Linked DNA regions of Mus musculus: region 2 is linked to region 1. Evidence: chromatin loops called from intact Hi-C (ENCODE). Cell type or tissue: left cerebral cortex. All regions are shown on one strand. Links, peaks and the distances in the headings refer to the core of each region. The heading gives the core; the rest is flanking DNA.

Region 1 (9,811 bases), core at 586-8,585:
AGCACGATAGTCGGAGAAGCAAAGAATATTAACATGGGGCGGGTGGCAAGTAGAGATGAGATCAAAATCCTCATTCGCTGGATACAAACTGTAGAGGACAACGTTGGTGCCCTTGGGCATGCCAAAGAGCTTGCATCAGAGGAGAAGTTGGGAACTTAGAGACTTAACACCCAAATCTTCTCTCCAAGTTCACTGCCAAAAAGCAAGATTTAAAAGATGCTTGGCTAAACACTGTCTCTGCTGCCCAGAAAGCCAGTTGTGAGGCCAGGTACTGAGAAATGAGACTGAGAACAGTCAGAGGAAACGTGGCAGAACTGTAAACATCTAACAGAGACCTTGCAGGTCCAGGGGCCTCAAGGATTTAAGGGGCAGAACGGAGAGGGGAGGTTTCTCATGCAGTCCCCTCCTCCCCACCCCCGTGATCAAGGCATTACTTAGATGTCCGGGCACTGATGGTGACAGGTGGGTTGGTACCCAGACCCCGTGAGTAACATAGTGCTCCACACAAATACACCGTCCCACTTCAGTAAGAAAACATACCCATCACCAAATTACGCCCCTCTCCCAAAGCTCTAGACTCTATTTTCCCTCCTCCTTTGTACTGCAAAAATAAGAGATTCAACTCACATCTACCCAAAAGGCTGCCCAGCGGTAGCCATTCTAAGTTCTATAAACATTCAGACAAAATATATCTAACAATATCACATTAGGGACAAAGGTATGGAGAAATGAGGCTTTGGGTTAGAGAGTGGGTGTTTATGAAGAAGGATGCTTGCTGGGACAAAAACCTACCTCGGTTGTTTGAATGTCTGTCTAGCACACCCTGGGTTTGACCCATCACTGCACAGCACTGACGGGAGTTGGTGTTCTTTTGTAATCGAAGCACTTGGGAAGTGAAAGCAGGAGGGTCTCTACTACACCAAGGCCAGTCTGGAGTTGTCTCAAATAAGCAAACAAGGAGGCATCCAAAGATGACGGGTGGGGTCTGGTTGGTCTTGACTGGAGTGCAGGGTACAAGGAGATCAGTAAAGCGTTTCTAGATACGTCTCTGAAAGTCCTCATAGATAGGGAACTAAGGGGAAAGGCTCACCCACCTGAATATGGGTTTTATTATCTAATAGGCTGAAGCCTAGATGGGCTAAAAAGTGGCAAGGTGACAGTCTCCGTGATCAAGGACTCCACAGTAAGTCGACATTTACCAGACATTGTGACGTAAGCACTGTTCTCACCGCATGCCTCCTGCTCTCCGTGCCTCCATCTTACCTCAGTCCCCAAACAAGCCAAAGCAGGAGCCCAAACAAATCTTTCTCTCTTGTTTCCTCTCTGGTCCTTGTCACAACGTGACACAATAATACACACCAGAAGTCAAAAAAGCAGGGACAACTGCAGGCTCATGACCACAGGTAAATTATGAGACCAACAGAGACTGTCAAGACTGAGCCATCGGCTGGCTATGTGGCAGGACATGGAGGAAGGGAATCTTTCAAAGAGTGATCATCTTTGGGCTGTTCGTGAATTCCTAGGATCTGAACGATACTGACCATTGCTAAGAACCAACTACGTGAGATATCTGCAGTGCTGCTTAAAACCAGCACCAATGAGGTCAGAACTCCCCAGCCATTTTTTCTTACACCGAAAGAAATATGTTCTCAGGCAAATGGTCTGCAGAAATCTTTAACTCCTCTGAAGACAGAGAATAGTAGATCTTAATGGATTAAGTGACTTTTAACTATCACTCGATGTATATTCCGATTTTATAGGAAGTGATGGTCCCCACGAGGGAAGGTAGATGGACAGCTTGTTGCTTGGTGGCCACTTGGCAGTCCCTAGGGATTACACCAAGTGGCCTGCTGTGGCCTGGCTGTCTTTGAAATGTATGCCTTTCTCTCTCTGGGTAGAATGAAGATTAATCATTTCAATCCTATCTTTGCTATTTTCGAAAGCTCCTTTCTATCCCAAAGCCATCTTTCCATACTGTCAGACAAATGCTAATGTCCACTCCCATAAATAAAAATGCTTACAAATTTGCCATTAAGGACAGGCTCGTTCTCACTGCTACCCAGACATTACAAAATCTACTCATAGGCTCTACCCCAAAGTACAGACTTTGTTACTTTCATTCACTCTCTTCAAATTATCATGCATGTTGGGTAATTTTATCCTCTGGTTTGTCCATACCCACACTTCCTGCATTGCCCCAGATGGCCTGAAGATGGCACTGTAGATTCTTCTTTCAGCGGTGATCTAGAGCGTGGAATTTTGTTTTTAATTTTTCACAAGTTTACAACACACGGACTGGCTAGTGTGAGGCTCCTCAGCTCACCACCGCTCAAGAGAGAAAAGTGACACCATATGCATTTGGACAGAGCATTTGGACCTGCATAGCTGAAGGTATTGCACCTAGTCTCAATAAGTCTGGGGATGTGATTTCTTGTTTACAGGTCAAGCGGTCCCGGGTTCAAATCCAGGACAAGCCTGTCTTAATTCTCCAGCAGGAAGTCAGAGTGAACGTGTTTTCTAAACTATGGTTAAGACCCCCCCTACATTGCTAATATGTGAACATTTCTCCTTAAGATACCTAAACTACTTTGGCTGTTTTCTAAAGACAAAACTCATTTAAGAAAATTCCTAATTTAAGGAATTATTGGATTAAGAAAAGAAAGAAATCAAGGGCGCATATCCTCAGAACGTGGACCATGTCATTCCTTCGTCCAGGCATTTCCAACCATCCTTCCTTTCTTCCATTCGAATTCAGACCCCAGTGAGTCAGGCACTCGCTGGGCCACAGGGAGATTGGCTAAAGGAGACAGGTGAAGCTTTGCAGCTTTGGGGCTGGGGTGAGGAGGCAGGAAGGGCTGCAGGGTCAGTGGGGGGTAGTGTGGGGGTGGGGATGGGGGGGGGAGGAGTATGGACAGGTGTAGGAGACCTCCCTGAAGAGGTAGCCTTCTTCAAGTAGAGCAGGAGTGGCTGTGACATTCACACCCCAGCGAGGCGGAAGAACACAGGGCGGAAGCGAAGTAAGAGTCTACCTTGGGCCAGTGGCATCAAGTGGGGGAGAGGTGAGAGAAGGAGCCAGGAGCATATGTGAGACCAGAGCTGCAGACAAAAGCTTAATAGATATTAGTCATATTATAAAACAATAGAGACAGTGGAGTATAATACAGAGAGACTGGGGGCTGGAGAGATGGCTAAGTGGTTAAGAGCACCAACTGTTCTTCCAGAGGTCCTGAGTTCAATTCCCAGCAACCACAGGGTGGTTCACAACCATCTGTAATGGGATCTGGTGTGTCTGAAGACAGCTACAGTGTACTCCTATACATACAGGCTGGAGTTAAAACTTGTCAGTGTTTATAGTTAGAGTGCTGCGTCACTCTCAGCCCAGGCTGTACACAGGCTACCCTACTTTCTATGGAGTTTCTTGCATTAGTGAAGACATCCTCATTAGATCACCCACTGGAAGGATGAATAGACACACGTCAGAATGTATTCCCTGAGCCTCTGTAGAATTCAACCTTCAAAATCAAGAAATGTCCTGCGCGATTGCCAAGCCCAGCGCCTTGCAGCATCTCTCATCCCTCCATGTCTCTTGCCTGTGCACACAGGAAGGACTAGCCTACCACACTTGCGTCTAAGAGATGGACTTCAAGGGCGCACTAGAATAGACTGGCCCTGCTCTGTCACGACTAATGGACCGAGTTGCTCTCGAGAACTCGAGATGCTGTTTCCCGATCCCAAATCTAATCATACATGGATACGTGAGAACCAAGTGTTTCGGGGATACTTGAGGAGCTGGCTGCGGGGATGTTGCGGAGACACCTTCTGGTCTGCTGACGGAAGGAAAGAGAATGACCACAGTGTGTCCGACTCATTTCTTCTTGTAGCTACATTTAAGTATCCTAAGGTGCACCCAGGCAAAAACAACCCATCTCACTTTCACATGTGGAGACCAGCACTTAGCAAAAGCACAATAAATGTCGACGTTCAAAGAAAGTCCTAAACTTACCCCATGCCAGGCTTAGTGACGCTTCACTGTAACTAAACAAACAAACATACCTGTGCACACACACAAATGCAGTTATAACCTAATTTGTAAAAAGCAACATATGTTATACATTACTTGAAACCTGTACTTACAGAGATTTTTTTTTATGGCACAATAATCTTAAATCTCAGGATATAAAACTTCGGCGCGAGTTTTCTCCCTGCTGAATTTTGAATCGGGGATCTTGCTGTTCCTGTTATTATCCAGCATCACCACAGGCTGCCCAAGTGCCCCCAAAGCTAGTCACCTGCTCCTCGGGAAACAGAGAAGGGACATAGCTGTGCTACATGGTGGTAAGGCTGAGAAAGAGCCTTGCTAGGTGTGTGATAGTTTGGGGCTACACTTTGAGCATTAGAAAGGCAGAGGCAAGAGTTCAAGGCTAGCCTGGGCTATACAGCTAGACTCTTGTCTTAAAAACAGCTGACTGATCTTAAAGAAAGCAATTTCCTTTTTGTGAGCTACGTAAGTATAATTGATATTGTGCTTGGTAATATATACATACTAGATATGTATGGTATTTTTAATGTTTTTATTTATTCTTGGAGAACTTATACACGATTTTGTCATATTCTTTACCCTCCAGGGATGGGGCCTGCACTGCAGTGTGGTTGATATAGTCCACTGGGCAAAAGTAACTGATTTTTTTTTTTTTTTTTTTTGGTTATCAACTATGATAGCTTCTTGGCTAGCAGTGGGACTTTGTGTCCACTTCTATATGCAAATTTTCTGAGACAGAGTTTCGTGTCCCATGGCTGGCTTCTAACTTGATATGTGGCTGAAGACTGGCTTTGAATTTCTCCTTTTTTCTGCCTCCATCTCCCAAGCACTGAGACTATAGGAAGGCGCCACCCACCCCATAATCACGGTAGGCAAACAATATACAAACTGAGCCATCGCCCCTGGCCTAATGAATATTACCCATAAGATAGCAAATCCATTTTTTATCTCGTGAACATTCTTCTCTATTTAATAGAAATAAACACGGAACAATATTCAGCTAATACCATCTACTACCTGCCATAAAAACTCAAGAGGTCACCCAGCTGCAGGGACAAGACTGAAGTGAGGTCAGAGACAGAAAGCCTGGGCAGTAAGGAAACGCTCACTTTCAAGGTTGGGAAGAGACAGAGGCTGGCGCCCCCTAGTGCTCAGTCCTGCGTAAGTCTCTTGCTTGAGGCCAACCGTGGGCCTTCCTAGTGGAAAGTCTGCATTTCACACACATCTCAGTGCAGTCAATTCTCCAACTGTGAGGGAGAGTAATTCTCCCCCGGAGTCTTAGAACTCCATAAACATCTACTGCAAACAGCAACACCAGTCATATTTTATCAACCCAGTCAAAACACTCTCTTATTCAGACATGTTTTGTTTGTTTTTCATTTCAGAGTCCTTTCTCAGCTAGAACTTTCTTCTTCTTGTCTTTAGTTCAGCTTGCTGGCTTTTTGTTTTGTCTGAGAGAGCATCTCACACTGTGGACCATGCTGGTGTCAAATCCACAGCAACCTTCAGGTCCCAGATTTCTGGGACTGTAGGTACAAGCCACCATTCTCAGCTTTGGCCTGTAGTTTCTGGCTTTCTGCTTAACAAAGTAAAAAGTCACCTCCATAAATGATCAAGGCGCCTCGTGTAGTGTGAAATCCAAGGCAACAAGCCCATCCCAGGATAAGAGTCACATGCTGTGAAGTCAAGCAGATTTGGGGAGAGGCATATTCACACCTTGATGACGCTGGGTAAAGTAGCTATAGTAAAATGGCTCCTACCTTACTAGGCTGTTGGTAGATGATCTGAGTGCATAAATGGAAACACCTTCTGTGGTGCCTGCCCCTTGGGAATATCCTTGTAAATGACACCTATGTAAATATCCATCAGAGCCATAGGCAAACTGAAGCCTCCAGCGTATTCTACAAAGCTCACCTTTGCGGCTCCAGCACACAACTCTGGCATACACCGCCTCCGCTAGACTAAGCCATTTCTGGTCACTGAACTGTCTCAGTGCTAATTTGTTTTCATGTCAACTCCTCTCCAGTATTTTGACATAGTTATTTCTTTTTCTCATTTCTAGAAGCGACTTATTAGAATCCCAACATAACATACACTCGGTGATGGAGTGCGAAGTCAAATGTTCTTCGGTTTATTTGTGGCGTGATATTATTTCCATTTGTTTATATCTTATTGTCGGGTGTGTGGAAGCAATGGCTCACTGGTAAGAGTGCTTGCTGCTCTTCACAGGTCCAGCATCAGGGCCCTAACATCTACATCAAGCAGCTGACAACCACCACCTGTGACTCTGGGGAACCCCACGCCTTCTTCTGGCCTCTGAGGGTATCAGTGTGTGTGTGTGTGTGTGTGTGTGTGTGTGTGTGTGTGTGTGTCTGTGTCTAAAATTTAAAGACTTTTTAAAAGTTTTTATATCCTACTGTCTCCCAGTCCAGTATTTAGCTTGGTAAAGAACAGTATATATTAATTTCTTTTTACTAAGGCTGAGAAGTTTTTTCAATATGGATACATTTCCTAGAAAATTATTTGAATCCATCAATTATGTCACATTAACTTTCTACAAGTAATGGCAGGCTTTTCAAGTTTATGAAATATAATTGTTGTCACAACAGTACAACCAACCCACTCTTTAATTCTGCTATTTACAGATCTGGGATGGTTAATTTTAATTGTCAACTTGGCACAACCTAGGATCACCCAAGGATAAACAGTCTTAATGAAGGACTACGGAGATCAGGTTGACCTGTGTGCATGTTTGTGGGAGATTGTCTTGATTACACATACACTGATCCGTGAAGATTCAGCCCACTACGAGTGGCACCATTCCCTAGGCAGGGAGCCTTACACTGTAGGAGTAAAGAAACATAGCTCTATACAAGTATGCATAAACTTATTCTCCCTCTACTCTTGCATGTGATCTAGATAAGCTGCTTTGAGTGTTTACACTAGCTTTTCTGCAATGACTGACAGCAACCTGGAATTACAAGTGAAACAAACAAACAGCCTTTCTCCCCTAAGCTGCTTTTGGTAAGGCATTTTATCACAGCTCAGAAAAGAAAGGACAAGGTCCTGTTACCACATGGCATAAATTCTTAGGCCCAGAAACTGCTGAACGCACATGGAAGACATTTGAAATCTCAATCTATGACCTTTTACAATTGTAACTTTTTCTACCTCATCTCTTTTCCATAATTTCCTTGGTTCTAATTATCCTCAAAACCACTTTAAGTAAGGCTACTCCTTTCATGAGATGTCTCAAAAGGACACTGGATTCAGAAAACAAGGAGATGACCTGCATGGTGCGTAGCGCATGCCTACACATGCTAAGCACTAACTTAATAAAAACCCGATGAAGAGCAGTAGCTCTTCTTCCTCGGCTTTGACTCATGCTTCTCTCAAACCTTCTTAAAATGTTCTTTGCCTTCTCAGCTTGGGTTCTCTGGCACCTCTGGGGTGGACAAGTTCTCCAAGCCAAAAAGCAGAGTTCCAAGCCTTCTGCAACTGAAAACCCTTCACAGAGATGCACTCAACGGATGTCCATCTTTTCATGCACCAGCTAGTAACTTGTCCTGCAAGTTAATGATTCAGGCAGGTCACTGGCAGAAATGCAAAACTTTCACATCTGGCGAGCAGCCAAATGCCATCTATCCACAGTGGAAGTCTGAGGCCCGACTGTGTCCGGGCTACAGGCTTATGAAGGCCAGGACTTACGGGCAGAAGGATGGAGGAAATCACCTTGTGACATGGTTTCAGGTTAAGGGTTAGAGACATGCAAAAACCAAATCCAGGACAGGTTTGTTTATATCCTTATCGGCATGTTGTCCCTCAATTCCCAGGGGCCTCTCACTGAGGCTTACTTTTCCATATGGGCCATATTTTTCCCTTATTTTCTTCTGTCTCTTCCCCCTTCCTCTTTGTATCTCTGTTTCCCTGTCTTGGACAGATTCGAATGTAGGCAAGGCTGCCTCAAACTTACTGTTTAGCCAAGGGTGATCTTGAACTTCCAATCCCTCTGTCTTCACCTTCTGAATGCTAGAATAGCAGGCATGCACCATCACATAGGGCTTAATACATTGCTCGAGGAGGTACCAAGGGCCTTATGCATGCTCTGTAGGCAAGCACTCTACCAAGTGATGAGCTACATCTCCAGCTCTCCTATTTTTCTTCATTTGTGACTCAATGGTTCAGAACTAAGAAAGAAGTGACTATAAAAAGGGATACATGGATGCTAGCTTTGCTGGTAATAATCATTGATAGTAACAGAATGCAACCCAGTATCTATGATAAATGCCTTTCCAGTTCCTCCAAATGAAGCAATCAATCTTCAGAACATCTTTATGACACACTGGATGGCCCATAATATTTTAAGTAAGATCATATAGAAAGGAATCATGACCGATTATTTTCATATAAAAATGATGTCAATGATGGCTTGTTGTTTGCTTGGTAGAGATAATGAAGTTCTGTGTTACTTGATGAGGGAACTACATCACAGTCCAGTACACAGCTTCCATGAGTCCACAATTAATCAAGTAGATTTCATTAACTTGCTCTAAGGTAATAAATTAACTTGCCTTCTAACTCAATAACTTTTCTCATTTTCTTTCTTCCTGCTAGATAGAGTCATGATTTGGGCTGGGTGGGCAGCGTACTCTGTGAAACATTTTCTTGGACTCCCTTGCAGCTAAGGGAGATCAAGTATCCCCTCACGAAGGAAAGAAACGCTAGAATTTTCTGGTAGTTTTAAGAAAGTTAGCATTTGTGTGATTAAAAGAACTATCTCAATATATACACCCTCTTCCTTTGCTCTCCTTCTCTACTGTGTCTGAAACACAGGATGCATACCTAAGTAGTCATCAGTTACCATAAGGAAGGGAATCACACTTGATGGTGTAGCAGAGAGGAAGGAATTCCAGCTCAACCAGTCTTGGAATTCTGCCCTACAGGGTCCTGGCTATAGGAGAATGTGCAGCTATTTGTCAGTGCTGAGGGTATATTAACCTGAGGGTATATTCATAACAAACACAGTTGGTTAGTGAAGTAAGAGAGAGAGAAACAGACAGAGAGAGACAGAGTGAGAGTCAGTCATGGTAGTCCATCCCAGGTAATCCGAGTACTCGGAGGCTGAGGCAGGAAGGTCATGAATCGTAACCTGAGCTACAGCACAGTAAGACAGGGCTCTGTCTAAACACAAAACAACCAAACACAATGAAAAGAAAGCAACAGAAGACAAACTTTCACAAAGCACTGGTCTGGGCGGTTGGCATGCATAACTCATCATCTTTCAGGCCCATGGGGACCCTGAGAAGTACGCAGGTGAAGGTACCAAGGCCCGGGTGCTTAGTTAAGGGACCTACCCAAGGCCACGCAACTGACACAGTACTCCCTTGTCTATGTGGGTTTTTTGCTTCCTGAAGTTTCTGTTACCCATGGGCAAATGTGGTTCAAAATATCGCTATTTTTGAGTAATCTTACAAATGAACAATTTAGAACATTGAAATAATTTCTGGGCGGAGACTTGGGACAGCAATAAAACACTATACTTATAAATGATAGACAAAAAAACAATACTGTAATGCAGTGTATTAGAGGGGAGACAGCTGTTAACTGTTGAGTTGTAGCGCCAAAAGGTAAACTCGGCTCTTCAAAATGTTTAGCCTAGTATTTTTTTAATAAAAGCTGGGATCCATGAAGGCAGAGGTCACATCATCACCCTCCCCACTATCTTCAAAGTGCTGGGTCCAATACAGTGAGCTCATAGTGTTAGCAATGAAC
Region 2 (9,811 bases), core at 1,248-9,247, 280 kb after region 1:
GTCCTTTGCTTTGGACAGTCATCCATAAATACTACTCCAACAGTGTCAGCTGCTTCCAAATGGAAGTGATGTCCCACCTACTTAGTTACTCAAGGTTGAAACTTTGTTGACATTTACTCTCTCTCTCTCTCAACCTGAATTTTTTCTTTTATTGGATATTTTCTTTATTTACATTTCAAATGTTATCCTCTTTCCAGGTCTTCCCTCTGGAAACCCCCTATTCTACTCCCCTCCCCCTGTCTCTATGAAGGTGCTCCACCATTCACCCACCCACCCACTCCTGTCTTCCTGCCCTGGCATTCCACTATACTGGGGTATTGAACCCCCTCAGGCCTTAAGGCCATTCTTCCCACTGATGTTCAACAAGGCCATCCTCTGCCACATATGCGGCTGGAGCCATGGGTCCCTTCATGTGTACTCTTTGGTTGATGGTCCAGTCCCTAGAAGCTCCGAGAGGTCTGGCCAGTTGACACTGTTGCTCCTTTCATGGGCCTGCAAACTCCCTCAGCTCCTTCAGTTCCTACTCCAAATCCTCCACCGGGGACTCCACACTCAGTCTAATGGTTGGCTCTGAGCATCCACCTCTGTATTTGTCAGGCTCTGGCAGAACCTCTCAGGAGTCAGCTATATCAGGCTCTGGTCTGCAAGCACTTCCCAGCATCTGCAATACCATCGGGGTTTGGCAACTGTATATGGGATGGATCTCCAGATGGGGTAGTTTCTGGATGGCTTTACTTCAGTCTCTGCTCCACACTTTGTCTCCATATTTCTTCCTGTGAGTATTTTGTTTCCCCTTCTAAGAAGAATCAAAACGTCCACACTTTGGTCTTCCTTCTTCTTGAGCTTTCTTTCCAACTGTTTTCAGACTGTGACTATCTTCAATTTGGCTCACTTCTGCCTCTGTACCAGTCTTAACAGGGGTGGCCTTGACATGACGTTACATTCATCTTTGCTTTAGCATGACCAAACACATCACCAGAGAGGCGTTATCTTTTGGCTTACATCCCAAGTTTTTCTCTCAAGGTCAGCTGGGTAGACAGAGTCTTCCCCTTGTGGCCTTTGCCTCCCTTTCTAGTTTGTTCTCCTGTGTTTGATGTTTCCTTATGAAATAAGCTGGGTGCTTTCACACCTGTATGAGGTTTTCTTGGCTGCAATTCCATTCTTCTCTCCTGAAAAAATGCCAGTTGATGTCTTTAGGCTACCTTGAAACTACCATTTATTGGATAAAACCGCAAAGATTTGTCTAAGTGTTCCTGGCATGATTGTTTGCTTTCCCTAGGTGCTCACAGCGTGGCATGCAGTCTTTGCTCTGGCTCAGAACAGAATGAAATGGAATTCTTTGCTTGCCTCCCTTCCCAGGGGTCTTTCTTTGGGGTGCAGTGATTGTGAGTTATTCAGCTACACTTAAGACTTCTCAGAAACATGATAAGTATCATTTTTTAGTGAATGAATGAATGAATGAATGAATGAATGAGAGAGTGAAGTTCTGTCTACCATTTCTTTAAAATTTCCAGCTATTTTCCTTGCTCCCCATCTTTGCAGATCCCTGAGTAAATTAGGAAAGCTTTCCCTATATCTGTCTTGTAAAACTGCGCACGGTTGGCCCAGAAAGAGACAATTGGAGTAATGGAACAGGGATCCTAGGAAGAGGCAATCACAATCCTGAGTAATGGGATTTCTTCCCTTTTAGTCCACAGGGAAGAAATTGCTTTACAATAAATGGTACAGGGGTTGTTTGTCATTAAGGTAGGAAAAATGAAATTGAATGCCTATTGCTTATCATATATATTATTTAATTCCAAGTGAATTTAATATTTAAATGTACAAACAATAATTACTAGCATGACACTCTAAGAGACTACAGGAAATCATCTTTATGATCACAAGATCAAAAACAATTTGTTACCCAAGAGATAAAGGCAAGAATTCCCAAAGGGGGTGGGGAGGACTTGACAAATGACATGTTAAAATTCAGAAAGTCTGTTCTTGAAATGATAGCAGGAAGAAAGCAATTGACAAATGATAAGCTTGGGAAAGATAAAAATTCACGACTAGAATTCTAATCTGCTATTTAGGACACAGGCTCTCTCTCACTTCTCTTTATCTCTTTTCCCATTACTTCTGGCTCCCCTTCAAGGTCTCTGGTATCTCAGGCTGGCATCTCAGGCCAGCTGGGATAAATAGTGAGGATGACACTGATTTTCTGATCCTTCTGCCTCTTCCTCCCGGGTGCTGGCATTATAGGTTTGTGCCATCTGATTTTTATATAGTGCTGGAATCAAACCTAAGGTTTTGTGCATGCTAGACAAATACCGAGTGAGTCTCCAGTCTCAGGACATTACTTTCAAACATTAGTAGGCAGCAGAAGATCTTCAAACCTGGCAGAAATCAAGATCTTGAGAACATATGTGAACCTATACATATACATCCTATCTATCTATCTATCTATCTATCTATCTATCTATCTATCTATCTATCTATCTATCTATCTATCTATCCATTTATCTATCTATCTATCTATCCATCCATCTTACTATCTATCTATCTATCTATCTATCTATCTATCTATCTATCTATCTATCTATCTATCTATTAAAGAAAGGATCTTACTATTAGCCCAACATTCTTTGACTTTGATGTATAGTCCTGGTTGGCCTTGAACTTGTGATCTTCCTGGTTCATCTTCTGTAGTGCTGGAATTACAGGCGAGTGACACCACTGATTCAGATTTGAGTTTATAAAATGTTAAAAATTGAATGAAAAGAAGACAATGTCTTTACATAGCACATTAATGAACATGCATAGAATCTTGATTGCCCTTTTAGCTACAGTTTGTGTCCAGCTTTTAGTAGTAAATTTAGAAAAGTCACAGGGGTGTTGAGTATACACAACGTTTGTCACCAGGGACACAAGGGACAACACAATTTTCACTGTATAAGGAATTATCTACAATTACAATTAAAATTACAATTAAAAGCACTGTATTTAACAAAGACAATCCTTAACTCATCTTTCTGTGACATGAATGGAGGGTGCTATTGTTGGTGTTGATGTTTTTTACCTTTATTTGGGTTCTACTTGAGATTAATTGTAGCTAGCTCTACACCTCCAACTCCACTGCATTTATGTTAACCTAAGCTACTCAGCCGCCATTAGCAGCGCGTGTTATTAGCCGTTATGTTGCCTCCTTGACTCCTCAAGCTGAGCTCATGTGTAATAGCAATGAGGTAGACGATTAAGAGAAATTCATCTTACACAGCACCACTGAAAAACACCTCTAAGGTTTTCTCCGGTGACATAAAATGCTCCAAAAGTTATAAGAAGAGAGCATCCAATCTCCTCAAACGGCTCTCATTGTCTGTTGCTTTATTTTCAATACCAATCGTTGGAAAGTAATGTACTCTCCTCTAAGTTCCAAGCCGTCCTTGCTGCCTGAGAGGAGTTTCTTTGAGATGACATCGAACTGAGCTTTGGCTCACTCTGATCTACATCCTGGGGATGGAGGGTGCTATAGGCTATCCCTGACCTAGCAAGAGTCAAGCATGGGAATATGAAATCCTCTGATTGTCATGTGGTTGCTAGGTTATCCTGGGAGAAAGCTACCAACGGGGATGGTTAGTATGTCAGAGCTAACTCCCCAGCATTTTGCCTTGAATTAAAAAATATTAAGTAATACAGACTCAAAAAATTCAAGAACTGTAGGACAATAGACTTATAGTTCATCGCTTACTGACTTCATTCCTGGGCTGAACAGCTGTAATAACTCATTTTTCTATTCACACACTCAAAAGCCAGGACAGCTAGAAGAGCCGTCAGATTAAGAACACTGTCCCCTCAAGATTCTTCCATCCTTTGTCAGACAGCCTGCACCTGCTTGCTTCCCTTTACCTCCCCGTTTTAGATAGAGCTGCTCTCTCCTCCCCCTCTCAGTCTGAAAGAAAGGCAAAAAGGGAAAGGAACAACAATTTAGCTGGAGGTCAACTGGGAACCCCTGCTAATGGCTGCTTCTTCTCTGCTCAGTGATTGTGGAGAATAGGAAATCAGGCCGAACTCACTGTTGTCATCAAGGAGAAAAAGCTGGTGAGCCAGCGAATGATACTGACTGCCTTTTCCCTTTGAAGAAAAATAATTACCACGTTTAAGGGACACGCTTCAGGGCAAACACCTTCTTCCGAGCTCATCACTGTGGAGGACAGTGCGCTGTAGCCCAGCAGAGTGGGTTGCCCGTGATGGAAATGGCCTGCTTCCCTCACACGACCCCGTGTCCCCGTGTCCCATGATCTCTCTCCCTAAACCAGGGATGAGGGAGTCTGAAGATCATGTCATGCAGCTCTGTATGTTTAGGTGGCCCGTGATGTCTGGTGCTTGTATGAAAGGCCCGAGACTTCTAGTTGCTAAGAAAGGTCAGGGGGATAAGGCTAACGGAAGGGCTGTGCTACTGTACAAAATACACCCAGGCAGGTGATATCTTCAATCCATCCTTATCTCCAGAGCAAGGTGGCTTTACAAATAAACAGATTTTCTGGGAGCCTGAAGTGAAGGATGAGGTAGGACAAGGGTCAGAGTTAGGGCCTTCACACCTCCTCTGAAGAGGGGGACATTTCCAGTTGAAAATTTGTGTTCAGTCCCTGAAAAAAATTAGACTCTTAGCAAGTAGGATTTTAAACATATCCCTGAATTTTATTTTTTTCATTTACTGATAGCACACAATCGCTCTGGTAGCTAATAAATTCTTAAGAGTACCTGGAGAAAAAGGCTTTAATGTTTGTCACTATCTGCAAAGCAGTTTGAGAGGTTTGAGCTTCAACAGGGTGTGGGGTGTGGTGTGGGGCAGTCAAAGACGTCTTGCATTTTTAAAGGAAGAAGTATTTGGTTAGCAGTTCAGCATCAGTCGTTACCATTCACTTATTAAGAAACATAAATCAAGTTTACTTAACATACAAACATGACAAAAAAATTAGCAACCTGTGCTTCGGCTTTGCGTTACAAACTGAAGGACTGTGACTTCCCTTCCGTTGGAAGTACATATGCTCTATAAAATGAAAGAACTCATCTCACAGAGCCTTACCCTTAGGTGAAGAGCTACAGCAATCGATGGCTGCAGAGAGAGGGAGAAATGGGCTGCCCTAGGCATGAGCTTCCTGATAGCTCACCTAATCCCAAGTGGTAAATCCTAAACACATATTCATATAAGCAACACTGAACGAACGTAGTAGACTGTGTGGTGTGTGATGTGTGTGTGTGTATGTATAAAATGTGTGCATGCATGTAACAGTAATAAAGAAGAGGAAGTCAGGAGTATGAAGAGGATCATGGGAACAAATTGGGGGGGGGAAGAGGAGGGGTGAGTGATGTAAACACTGTATTCATGTACTAAATTCTAAAAAAAAAAAAAAAAACCCAAAGCCAAGCAACCACCTCAGCCTCAACCAAAAAAGAAAAAGAAAAAAAGAAAACAGGGAGAAGGAATTCATACAAAAGAATTATTTAGCAAGCAGACTATATCCTCAGTAAAAGAAGTATTAACAATTATAGACATCTAATTTGGAGGGTCATTAAATTATTTTTAACAGCAATGGATTGCGAAGAAACGTTAGCAATTCTTGCAACCCCAAATAACACATCCAGTTTATGGGTAAGCATATCCTGTTTAGCTTGATTTTCACCATTTCATGCTGGACACCTATAGAAAAGTCATAGCGTGCAACACACATACATACAGTTTGCATTTGTCAACTCCATGTTAATGGTACCTATGTGTTTATTGTTATAACTACATGGTAATTACCTATCTTGTCTTAACTGAAAATCACTAATAAGTTCACAATAACATAAAAGGTATTATTAAAGACATTAGCAAAATAATTGTGTGTGTGTACATAGATGTGAAATGAAAAGTACTCAGACACTCAAAGATATAATTGAGCACAGAGCCTTTGACCACATGATTTTAGTTTTAGGGAATTTTGTCTTTATCTGGATTATTTTTGAGGAAGCTGCCTGTTTTGTTTTCTTGTGTTCTTAGTCACTGATTTTTGGAAGCCAATAGCAACGGCTCCGTCGCGCCCCCTTGTGTTAAGGGATAGTTTCAAAATTCTGAAAGTCTACCTTCTGTCTTCAGTTCACTTTGAAGGACTGAATTGGATAACATAGTACATTCAAAAGAAGGATAGAAAATTCCTAGGAAGCATGAATCTATGATCTAGGCACGTCCACCACCAATCCATTCTCAGTGCATCCATGAAGCTCTGCTGCATTTTTTAAAGGTCCTGAGCGATCACTAAAGCACTCTTTAAGTGGCATACCACACAGCGCCATTCACATTTTTGACTGAATTTGTAAGTCATGGTATCTCACTCCCTGGGAATTAGAAAATGCAGCCTAGTAGACTCATGCAACACAATTTCAAGACTTTTTTTTAACATGTGAGGATTTTTATTAATTATGTCTTCCAATTCCCTGTGGGCTTGAGATTGTTTATATTTTGAAAATGTTATACTCTTCTAAACTATGGTTTGCTCCTCCCCAATTTCCATGCCCTGGACTCATCTTTCCCGGCCCTCCTGACCCTCTCTTCTTCCCAGTTCTATCCTGACCCTACCTTTTTCTTAGTTCTATCCTGACCCTACCTTCTTCCCAGTTCCATCCTGACCCTACCCTCTCCCCAGTTCCATGCCTAAACAGTTTTCCTTGTAGACTTCAAGCCAGCCTACAAATGCCACAAACTGTAAAGCATGTTTATCAGCATTCTGACATGATATTCCATATTATAGACCATTTTGTTGCTTTGGGTTTGTTGTTCCCAATGGTGATATTATCCAGTTGATGATTTGATTTTTTTCCTTCTTTCCTCACGGCCCCAGATGGACTACAAACACAATACAACCAGTCCTTGGCGTATGACTGAGCACGTCACAAACATTTACGTAGAGCTTAGTCATTTGCAACTGAAAATGCTTTTTCCGAGAAAAACTATCCAAGAAATCATAATTAGTTTCCAAGGGTACTTTCTCAAATCCGTTTTACCTACATTGGAAATTCTACCAGGAGTACCATTTCTATTAAATTTGCCCATCATTTGTTGAATTATTTGTTTGGTTAAATGGATATTTACTCTTAGCATGGCTAGAAGCAAACCTCCACTCCTGTACAGTCTAAGGGGCACCTAGCTCTGAGCGGAGTGGGCTTAGTGACCAGGCAAACACATCTTGGAGATAAGCCAGAGGTAGAGAGAAAAATTATGATCTCTCTCCTCACCACCACTCACACCCTGGGCAGATCCCTCAGTAGCAGATGACCTTCATTCAGAGGCACACAAGTACTTTAGTTGAAAGATGCTATGGCATGCAACATACCTTCAGGGTTTCCTCTAGTTATGTGGCCTGTTCTCTCGCTCTCATCCTCCCCTCTCTTCTTTCTCTTCTCTCTCTCCTCCTTCTCTGCCCCATGTCTCTCTTTCTCTCTTTCCATTTCTCCCCTCCTCTTCTTCCCCTCCCTCTCTCCCTGCCTCCCTTTCTCCCTCCCCTTATCACCAGACATTTATTAGTTCCAGTGTTGGTACAGCTATTCTGGTAGGTTCTAGGGATGTAGAAGACATGAAGATGGGTAAGAAATAGTCCCTGCCCCTGGGGCTGACCTTCTATAAGTAACTACAAGTAACACAACTATGTTTATAGGCTATTAAGAACTATACCAAACAGTAGGTGGCACAAAGCAGCTAGCTTTAAGGGGGCCTTAAAATGCATGTAGAGTTGGATAATAAACAATCAGAAAATTAAATCAGAATGAAGATCATATTTCGTATGCCACAAGAGAAACTAGAAGCAAGAGTCAAATTGTATCTATCACTCCTTGACCAGAGAACTCTTGCTTTGCATAGAGTCTGCCTTCACCTCTCTCCTAGTACAATTATAGCATAGAAGGCAATTGGAATGCATTCTACTATGGAAAATATATCCATTCAAGAGAGGGCCAGACTTTTAATTAAGTCCTACTAGCTTGTCCAAAGCTTTCTAAAAGGTGAACAACACAAATGCTGTAAGCAGGCAAGGGCTAAGGGAGAGGGGGAGGGCAGAAAACAGACACTGACCCAAATCTGGAACAGTAGGAAGGGTGGTTCTCCCTGGAGTCTGGTGTCATGGCAGCTGGAGGGAGAAAGACCCTTCTCCAGGCCTTTGCTTGGTGTCCCCCTTGCTTCTCAGAATGCTGCTATCAGGGTTATGGCTTCCAGGCAACAGAGATTAGATGACGTGTTAGAGTATGGAGTCTGATTACTATAGGAATTCTTCTAAAGTGATGCTAAGGTCCTCTGGCCCGATGAAAGCATCATTTGTACACAAGACCTTCTGGCCAGAATTTTAACACATGCATCTTAGGTATGAGAGACATGGCAATGGTTATGGGGCCCTGTGAGGAAACTGATAAACAAAATGAGATGTCAGTATCTCTTCCTCTTCTTCTTCTTCTTCTTCTTCTTCTTCTTCTTCTTCTTCTTCTTCTTCTTCTTCTTCTTCTTCTTCTTCTTCTTCTTCTTCTTCTTCCTCTTCCTCTTCCTCCTCCTCCTCCTCCTCCTCCTCCTCTTCTTCTTCTTTTTCTTCTTCTTCTTCTTCTTCTTCTTCTTCTTCTTCTTCTTCTTCTTCTTCTTCTTCTTCTTCTTCTTCTTCTTCTTCTTCTTCTTCTTCTTCTTTTCCTCCTCCTCTTCTGCTAAAAAGATAATCTACTTATTTTTATTTTAGTGTCTAGTGTCTCAATGATTGGCTAACATGTATGTAAGTCTACAACATACATACCTGGTGCCAGAAGAGGAGGCCAGAAGAGGGCACCAGATCACATGGAACTGGAATTATGGACCTAAAGCCTCTAGGTCAGTGCTGGAACCAGAACTGGAGTCCTCTGCAAGAGCAGCTGGTATGATTAACTGAGAAGTCATCTCTTCCGTTCCTAAACTCCCACTTTTTTTTTTTCGGAGAAGGAAAAAAGAGTTCTAAAGGCTCACTATGAATGCCCTTATAACTTACAAAAACATCCATAGGATGTCTGGAGTTGGTGGGGGTGGGGCGCAAAATACCCTTTGATAATATGAAATAGGTTTGTTTGGTTTGGATACGAAATATACCCAGAAGCACATGTGTTCAGGGCTTAGTCCTGGGATAGAAGCATGATTTGAGTGAAGGTCATTGGATGCCCCCCAAAGGGGGTTACCACCCACAGGTTGAGAGTCACTGTGCTAGTGCATGTATTCTGCCGAAACAAGGGGATATTCAAGTAAGAGAAATGTAAGAGTCCCAGGAAGCAAATCTGACACAAGAGAGTTGAGAGTAGGAGAGATTCCTGGAATGATAGTGAGGGAAGTTTCCAGAACAAACACTAGATTTGAGCAAGAGAGCAGAGTTCAAGCGAAATGTTTATAAAGACCTAGAGGAAATTATTTATCTGATTATTTGACAGTATCAGGAAGAATTTTTTATTGTTCTTTTGAAAAATTTTGGATTGAATTTGTTATGAGTATAAAGGAAATTAAGCAAACATACAGGGAGACCCAGCAGTCATTCAATCCAGAGAAACAGGAAAAGTCGAGAAAAGACTCGGGGTTATAGTCCTGCACATGATCACTTGTAAGCAGCACTTAATTATAAACATGTAGCAATATAACATTGCTATGAATAAAAAACTGTTATTAAACATTATCAAAAGTAAGGAAAGACCCTCCCCCTTTCTCTCTCTCTCTCTCTCTCTCTCTCTCTCTGTGCATTTGTGTGTTTGTATGCATTTGTGCATTTGTGTGTGTGTGTACATATAGAAGCCATAGAAG

The links. A loop is a pair of places that touch in the nucleus more often than their neighbours do. Peaks named below come from ENCODE experiments on the same cell type or tissue, not always from the same donor. Only the 100,000 strongest peaks of a DNase experiment are listed, where the experiment ranks them.
Region 2: it touches region 1 in a loop (4-fold over the local background); 12 of 42 quality-filtered maps call a loop at or near these places.

What each region holds. Positions count from the first base shown.
Region 1 is chr10:8,790,360-8,800,170 of GRCm38, forward strand. All of the region lies in intron 4 of Sash1 (SAM and SH3 domain containing 1), which reads right to left. Among named protein-coding and RNA genes, the nearest start is that of Gm25410, 29 kb to the right of the region's middle. In left cerebral cortex, for the core only: CTCF peaks have their summits at 2,201 (motif pointing right) and 5,185 (motif pointing left); DNase peaks (open chromatin) are centred at 2,211 and 5,190.
Region 2 is chr10:9,065,772-9,075,582 of GRCm38, forward strand. No RefSeq gene overlaps it. Among named protein-coding and RNA genes, the nearest start is that of Gm51794, 62 kb to the left of the region's middle. In left cerebral cortex, for the core only: a CTCF peak has its summit at 6,076 (motif pointing left); a DNase peak (open chromatin) is centred at 6,069.